2 separate regions of the Mus musculus genome follow, and region 2 is linked to region 1. A link is a contact called in ENCODE Hi-C or POLR2A ChIA-PET data. All regions are on one chromosome and are shown on one strand. The core of a region is the stretch at or near the end of the contact, and the rest is flanking DNA. Distances in the headings are between cores, read along the strand shown. Region 1 holds the start of Abcb8 (ATP-binding cassette, sub-family B (MDR/TAP), member 8). Region 2 holds the start of Nub1 (negative regulator of ubiquitin-like proteins 1).

Evidence for each region. A loop is a pair of places that touch in the nucleus more often than their neighbours do. ChIA-PET counts read pairs that join two places held with the same protein, here RNA polymerase II (POLR2A).
Region 2: a loop to region 1 is called in a map of regulatory T cell, with 2.2 times the contacts of the local background. The contact joins the promoter of Nub1 here to the promoter of Abcb8 in region 1. A Hi-C loop is called at or near these places in 1 of 37 maps with a recorded cell type or tissue (regulatory T cell). POLR2A ChIA-PET finds 5 or more read pairs at or near these places in 2 of 5 experiments (Patski and embryonic stem cell).

The regions. Positions count from the first base shown.
Region 1 is chr5:24,392,425-24,395,887 of GRCm38, reverse strand. Abcb8 (ATP-binding cassette, sub-family B (MDR/TAP), member 8) reads right to left here and starts at 1,732. Exons shown (of 16, transcript NM_029020.3): 1 at 1,305-1,732. The coding sequence starts at 1,399.
Region 2 is chr5:24,684,483-24,687,891 of GRCm38, reverse strand. Nub1 (negative regulator of ubiquitin-like proteins 1) reads right to left here and starts at 2,077. Exons shown (of 15, transcript NM_016736.3): 1 at 1,870-2,077.

The DNA of each region.
Region 1 (3,463 bases), core at 483-2,982:
TTTCTGTTTTTGTTTTTGCTTTTTTAATTTTACCAAGAATGGATCAGTTTTTTTTCCCACCCAGGGTACTAGGAATTGAATCTATGGTTCATGTTTGTCAAACAAACAAACACAAACAAACAAAAAGCCTACCACTGAGCCATGTCTCCAGCTCTCCTTCTACTCTTTATTTTTAAAATATAGTAATTTTATTTATTTATTTGTGTGTGTGTGTGGGGGGGGGTGCGAGAAACACACCCATGCCTGAGCACTCCACAGTGAGTTGAGATCAAAGGACAGTTTACAAGAACTGGTTCTCTCCTTCCACACGTGGGTCCCAGGGATTACAAACTCAGGGGATCACGTTGGTGGCACTTCTTTACCCACTGAGTCATATGAATGACCCTTTTACTCTTTATATTTGACACAGGATCTTACAAAGTTTTCCAGGTGGGCCTTGAACTTAGAATGTATAGAATACATTCGGCTGTATACTGGATTTAGACTCACCTTCTTGAGTAAAGGGTACTAGGCTCGGTTCCTGACGATACATCTAGCTCTAAGAATCAAATTCCTATTTGTTTTGTTCACTCAGAACTCACTATGTAGTCCGTGCTGGCTTCAAATTCCTAGCAACTCTCGGGCTTAACGTGGATGCTGTTGAGATTTCACTGTATAGTTGGGCTGACCTGGAGCTCTCTATAGACCAGCCTGGCCTTGAATTCACAGTAGATTCTAGCTAGGACCTACTTTAAAATTTTTTTTTAAATGCACGTATGTGTTTATCTATTTAGTGGGTTTGGGATAGTGGAAGTAAGAGGATAATTATAATTTGCCGAAACTGCATACCTCCTACCATGAGTTTTCAAGTAGAATCCACGTCTTCAGGCTTGGTAGCAAGTGCCTTTAACTGCTAAATCATCTCGCCAGCTCAGGTATCGCTTTTGATTATTTAGAACTATTTCAGCTAATCCTGAAGCACTATCAATAGTAAATGTCTATGGACACCAATTACAGATCTCCAGGTGGATTACCAGAGAGCGAATGCGAGCTGTGAGTGGCGCCCCTTAGTGGGCAGTGGTGACTGGGTGTGGCTGAGTCCTGACCGCAAGTGGATACAGACCTGCGGAGCCTCCTGCTGGCACCACACAGCATCATGAATAATTGAGGCCAATTCCCTGGACAGTGACATTCCACACCCTCCGAGACAGCCTACATCTCCCAGCAAGCCCCGCGCGAGCCCGGAACTACATATCCCGGCGGGCCCCGCGCGATGTCGGACGGTGGTCAATGGCCCACACTCCAAGTTGCTCTTGTGTTTTTACCTGGCGGCAGAGAACGTCTGGAAGCGCAGGGATTGTAGCGACCATCCTGGAACTGGGCCACCCCGGATTCCGAACCGAAATAAGTGCACCAACATGTTGAGGCAATAAGATAGGGGCAGCCAGCAACGGCAATCTCACACTTATCCTACCGAGGGTTCCATGTTCGCTATGGCCCCATCCCGACAACCCCTTCCCATTCTCAGCGATGATTGGAGAAAAGACACATCAGTCTTGCTGCAAGCTGTGATTGGATAAAATGTTGGCTGTAGGCGGGACCGAGCAGAAGCAGCTCTAGCTATTTGCTCAGTGGCCTGAAGTCAGGTGCGGGTCAGAGGTTGTGCGACGTTCATTCTCACATTAGAGGACGTCCTGGCGCTTCTGACCTTGAGCCCTTTCTCTAGAGTTGTTCCAGACAATCTCTATGCTCCCTGGCATCACAGGAAGTGGTGGTTTCGTGAGAAGGAATATGTGAAAACAGACCTGAGAGTTAAAAAAAAAAACTACACACAGACACACACACACACACACACACACACACACCCCTCAACCCAAACCAAACAAAAACATACATGCACGTAACGTGCCACCACTTGAGTCTCTAATCTCCCTATGTGATCCTGCTACTCACAGTTATCGTGAATTATTAGTATGTAGGTCATGAAGTTAATCAAAGTGCAACCTAAGAGCTAACCTTTAGGTTCCTTCTTCATTTGGGTCTGAATCACTGGCCTAAGGTTCCAGCTCAAAAGTGAATAGCTCTTGCAGCAGTTGGGCTAAGCTTATTCTTGCTATAATTGTCTCCCAAAGTACCCCCAAGACCTGCTACATAGCTCTGACTAGCCTGAGACTCTCTTTATAGCCCAGGCTTGTCTTGAACTCACCATCCTTCCTTCCCAGTGTTGGGATTAGAGGCTTGAGTCACTATGCCTTCTGTGTAATTATTATTTTTGTTTTAACTCCTCCACTGGGCTGTGGTTTCTTGGTGGGAGTGGCTCTGACTCATACCCGTTCCCCTCCACGCGAGAAAGGCACGCTATTGTCCACTGTCCACCAGGGGGTGCTGTTTCTAGCTCACATTTACTCTCTGGTAATCCATCTGGACATTTGAACATTGTTATGTTACTAGTATCATTGTCATTTATTGGTGGTGCTTCCGGGACTCAATTTTTCTTGAGCTGAGGGTCGCAAAGTCATGCTCTGGAATGAGCAGAGTGAAACTAGACAGAGCAATGAGCCAGAATTTGCTTGAGTTTGGGGCTGAGGAGATAAGGATGTGTGTAGAGGTAGTCTTAAGCAAGTATATACTATATGTGAGTAATGTCAGAGGGAGGTACCAGCTAAAGCCACACTTAACCTCTCTCTCTCTAGAGGTCTCAGAAAGATCATGGGAATTTCCTGCCACCGGGGTACCCCCCCACGCCCACTTCCTTGGGATTCCATTTTGCCACAAAGCATAGCTTTGCACCTTACCTAGACACAAAAGTATGGGAGTCATGAACTCTTGTTATATAAGAAAATCAGGCAGTCTGGGATAAACCTGTGGGATGTTCCATGGATGTCCTCCACGCTCCTCCAGGAAATGCTCTAGGAAGCACAGTTTTCCTCTCCGCCTCTGAGATACTGGCTTGATCGCTGGAGGCCCTGACACCTGCTCCATAAGTCAATATCTCAGGCATGGGCTTCAGTAGGGCAGTTGGTGACTCATGGCCTTGGGAATGGCGTTGGGCAAGCCATCAGACCAGCCACCTGGGCCTCCTCCTCCCGGGTGAGGCAACAACAAAGAACTCAACTGAGCCAGTCCATCCCCACACACCCAAATTATCCTCTCAAGGCCCCTGCCTTCCTGCGCTGACGTGTCTCAGGAGGCCCCGACACCAGGTCAGGACTGGAGGAGAGTACATCAGGGTTCAAGAGGATAAGGAAGATACAGTGGAACTCTCAAGGAACCAGCCTTTTTTCCTTAAGCTCCAATCTAGGATGGCTAGCACTCCTTCCTTTTACTCCTTGTTTTCTCCTGGCTAACCACAAAGTCTGCCCTCTTTCATTCAGAGAAAGAAAATATACAGCTTTTTTTTTTTTTTTTTTTTTTTAAGATAGGGTCAGATGTTGCCCAGAACAGCTTCAGTCTCCTGATCCCGCTACTCTGTCTCCTCCTAAGT
Region 2 (3,409 bases), core at 828-3,327, 290 kb before region 1:
TCCACAGGGTGGGGGAGGCCACTGAGAGCCTGGGGCAGCTGGTAGTCAAGTGTTTCAAGGCTTGCCAAATCAAACCAAATAGGAAGCTGCTCACTCCTCATTGGTGAACATGAATTCCAGAGAATGGAAAATATGTGAATTAATAACTTAAGTTTCAGCCTTCTAAACAGAATCCACCTGATCTTCAAGCCAACTGTGGTGACTTAAGCATTATTCCATAACCATGCTTTCAAAAGGGTGCTCAGATCTGAGATCGAGAAACAGGTCATCAGGATAGCCCATGGAGTAAACATTGTGTGTATGCATGTCAGACAGGGCGAGAGGGAAAGAGAGAGACAGAGGGAGGGAGAGAGAGAGAGAATGAACATGCTGTGTGTTTTTACTCACAAGCTCACCACAAGGCACTTAGGAGCCTTACAAATACAAGTCTATTAAACCTCCAGACACAGGACTCAAATCTATAGAAAAAAAATTTTTTTTTTAATTTTTCGAGACAGGGTTTCTCTGTGTAGCCCTGGCTGTCCTGGAACTCATTCTGTAGACCAGGCTGGCCTTGAACTCGGAAATCCATCTGCCTCTGCCTCCGGAGTGCTGGGATTAAAGGCGTGTGCCAGCACGCCCAGTTTAGAAACTGAGAAAAAGATTACTGCCATCTCCTAAGGAGGTGGCAGGGATAATTTACTAGTACCCAGCTATTCAGAAGGTTGAAAACAGCCTTTCAGACTGTACCCAGTCCACTGTCTGATAAAAGAAGCCAAGGCTATCACAACCCTTCATCTGTGCTCCACACTGTTGCTAGGTCTGCATCACGTAATATTTATTTATTTATTTATTTAGGTTTTTTGAGACAGGGTTTCTCTGTATAGCCCTGGCTGTCCTGGAACTCACTTTGTAGACCAGGCTGGCCTCGAACTCGGAAATCCCCCGCCTCTGCCTTCCAAGTGCTGGGATTAAAGGCGTGCGCCACCACGCCCGACTAAGTTTTTTTGTTTTTGTTTTGTTTTTTTTAAAACCATGACAGAGTCTCACTACTCAGCTCTGTCCTGGAACTTACTATGTAGACCAGGCTGGACTTGAACTCACAGAGATCACCTGATCATCTCTGCCTCCTAAATGCTGGGGCTAAAGGTATGCCATGCCCAGATTAACATAAAGATTTAATGTTGAACAAAATTAAACCACCGGCTTGATTATAGTTTTGCTCGCCTTTAGCGAATTCCAGGACAACCAGAGCTACATAGTGAGTCACCATCTCAAAAAAATTAATTAATTAAATTAAACCACTGTATTCAAACCTATGAAAATCCAGTTACAGGTACCAGAATGACATGTGTTAGGTCAAAAGGAAGAAAATCTAACAGCCCAGTTTTCAATTTTAATTGGAGAACTGTTTCATGTGTGTTGCTGGGCGTTCCAACGCAGAAAACACGTAAATCATCAAGATCAGCGCTCTGAACCGAAAGTGAAACCTTAGGCATCAATGTTGAAAATACCACTTTCACTTGTAGATCAATCGAGATTGCATACAACCTTACGCACATTCAACACGTTCCCTCTCGGGGAAATGACATGCCATTAGGGCCTCCTATTTAAAAGCAAGGGAAGGAGGCGAGGACAAGTGTGGGTCCAGAAAGCTTGCGTTCTCACACCCCGCGTTCCGCTGTCAGCCCCGGCAGTCAGCTCATCCAAACTCAAGCTGCTGGCTGGTGTCCATCCCTTCCCCTCCGCCCCGCCGCGACCCCCTCCCGCTTCCGCCCCAGCCCGCCTCGCCGCGTCCGCCTGGCCGCTCCTGCCCACCGAGCCCACGGCCGCCCCGGCCGCGCTACCAGGCCCAGGCCCAAGGCCCGGTCGCTGCCGCAGCCGTCTCACCTGCGCCACTGCCGAGCCAGCTGCGACCTGCCGAGTGCCCGGATGCGGCAAAGGCCGCCGTTTGTTTTCATTCCGGGTGAGGCCGGCCCCGCCCCCGGCTCCGCCCCCTCGCGCTGTCCGGAAGGCCGGTCGAGGACCGGAGCTGCATGGAAGGGTGGGGCCAAGGGGCTTGAAGGGCGATCTGAAGCATCGAACGGAAGGAAGCCCTGAAAACGCGGCTGTGGGCGGGGCTAGTATTTAATGGGCGGGGCTGATATGGGGCGGGACAACAGAGTAGATGGAAATAGGGAGAGTGTAGCTAGGGCGGGGCTGACGTGTAAGGGGGAAGAGAGACAAAGTGGTTGGGGCGAGGGCCGCGCTGAGGGTCAGGCGATCTGTGGGCGGGGCTGGTAGTTTGCGGTGGAGCGGATGTGGGACCGGGCGAGGAGGAAGATGGAGGCAAGGGCCGACTGTAGGTGGAGCTGTTAGGTGGAAAGGCAAGGCTAAAACTGGTCAAAAGCGGTGGGAGGGGGTCTGCTGTGCAGGGGGAAGAGGCGTGGTGAGGAATGGAAGTGAGGCAATGCTAGTCTTCAATCACGAGGTCTTCGGACCACTCCCAGACCGAGTTTTTCAGAGTCAGAGGAAAATGAGTCTGCCTTTATTTATTCCCCAAAAGCCTTGACAGAGCAAGACCTGTTTTCCTGAACCTTTTCTCGTCTTCCCTCTACTAGGCCTAGGGGATCCCCTAGACTAAAGGATTCTCACACTACCCTCCACAATCCCACCAGGATCCCCGCTCATGGTGAAGTTAGGTACGCTACCCATGCCTCCCTCCAGCGGCTACTCCCACCATGAGTACAGTAGATAGAGACATCTGCTTTGCTCAGCGCTGTGAAAAATGCATGTGCCCTTATGTCTATGTAAGGGAACAATCCAAACGGGCATAAAAAAATGAAGACGCCGGGCAGTGGTGGCGCACGCCTTTAATTCCAGCACTTGGAAGGCAGAGGCGGGGGATTTCTGAGCTCGAGGCCAGCCTGGTCTACAGAGTGAGTTCCGGAAAGCCAGGGCTAAACAGAGAAACCCTGTCTCAAAAAGACCAAAAACCAAAAACCAAAAAAAAAAAAAAAAAAAAAGGCCTTTTTTTTTTTAAATACTATGAGAAAAGAAACAATGCTCTGGTGTTGAGCCCCATCTTGCTGCAGACTGTGAGAGGAGGCCTGAGCAAGCCTGCAGGAGCCTAAGCAACCAGGAACCCCAGCGAGGAGTTTGCCAATTGCCAGCCTGCCAGTGAAGCTAGATCCATCATTCAACACCCGCTTCCCACACACGTACTGGAGAACCCAGAGCAGGCCTGCTTAGTCAGTCCAAAAATGCCTGGCCTCACTGTGAATCAGGAACTAAACAAATTGTTATTATGATAAGGATCAGATTTGCAAGTTGTTTGTTATGCCCTCCAAACTGACAAAGCTTTCAGAACCAAACAAAAGAAAGTGACTGTAAACCCAAGAAAACTGTATCTGTAGATAACTGTTTCCACTCTAAGGAAATTGATTAGTTC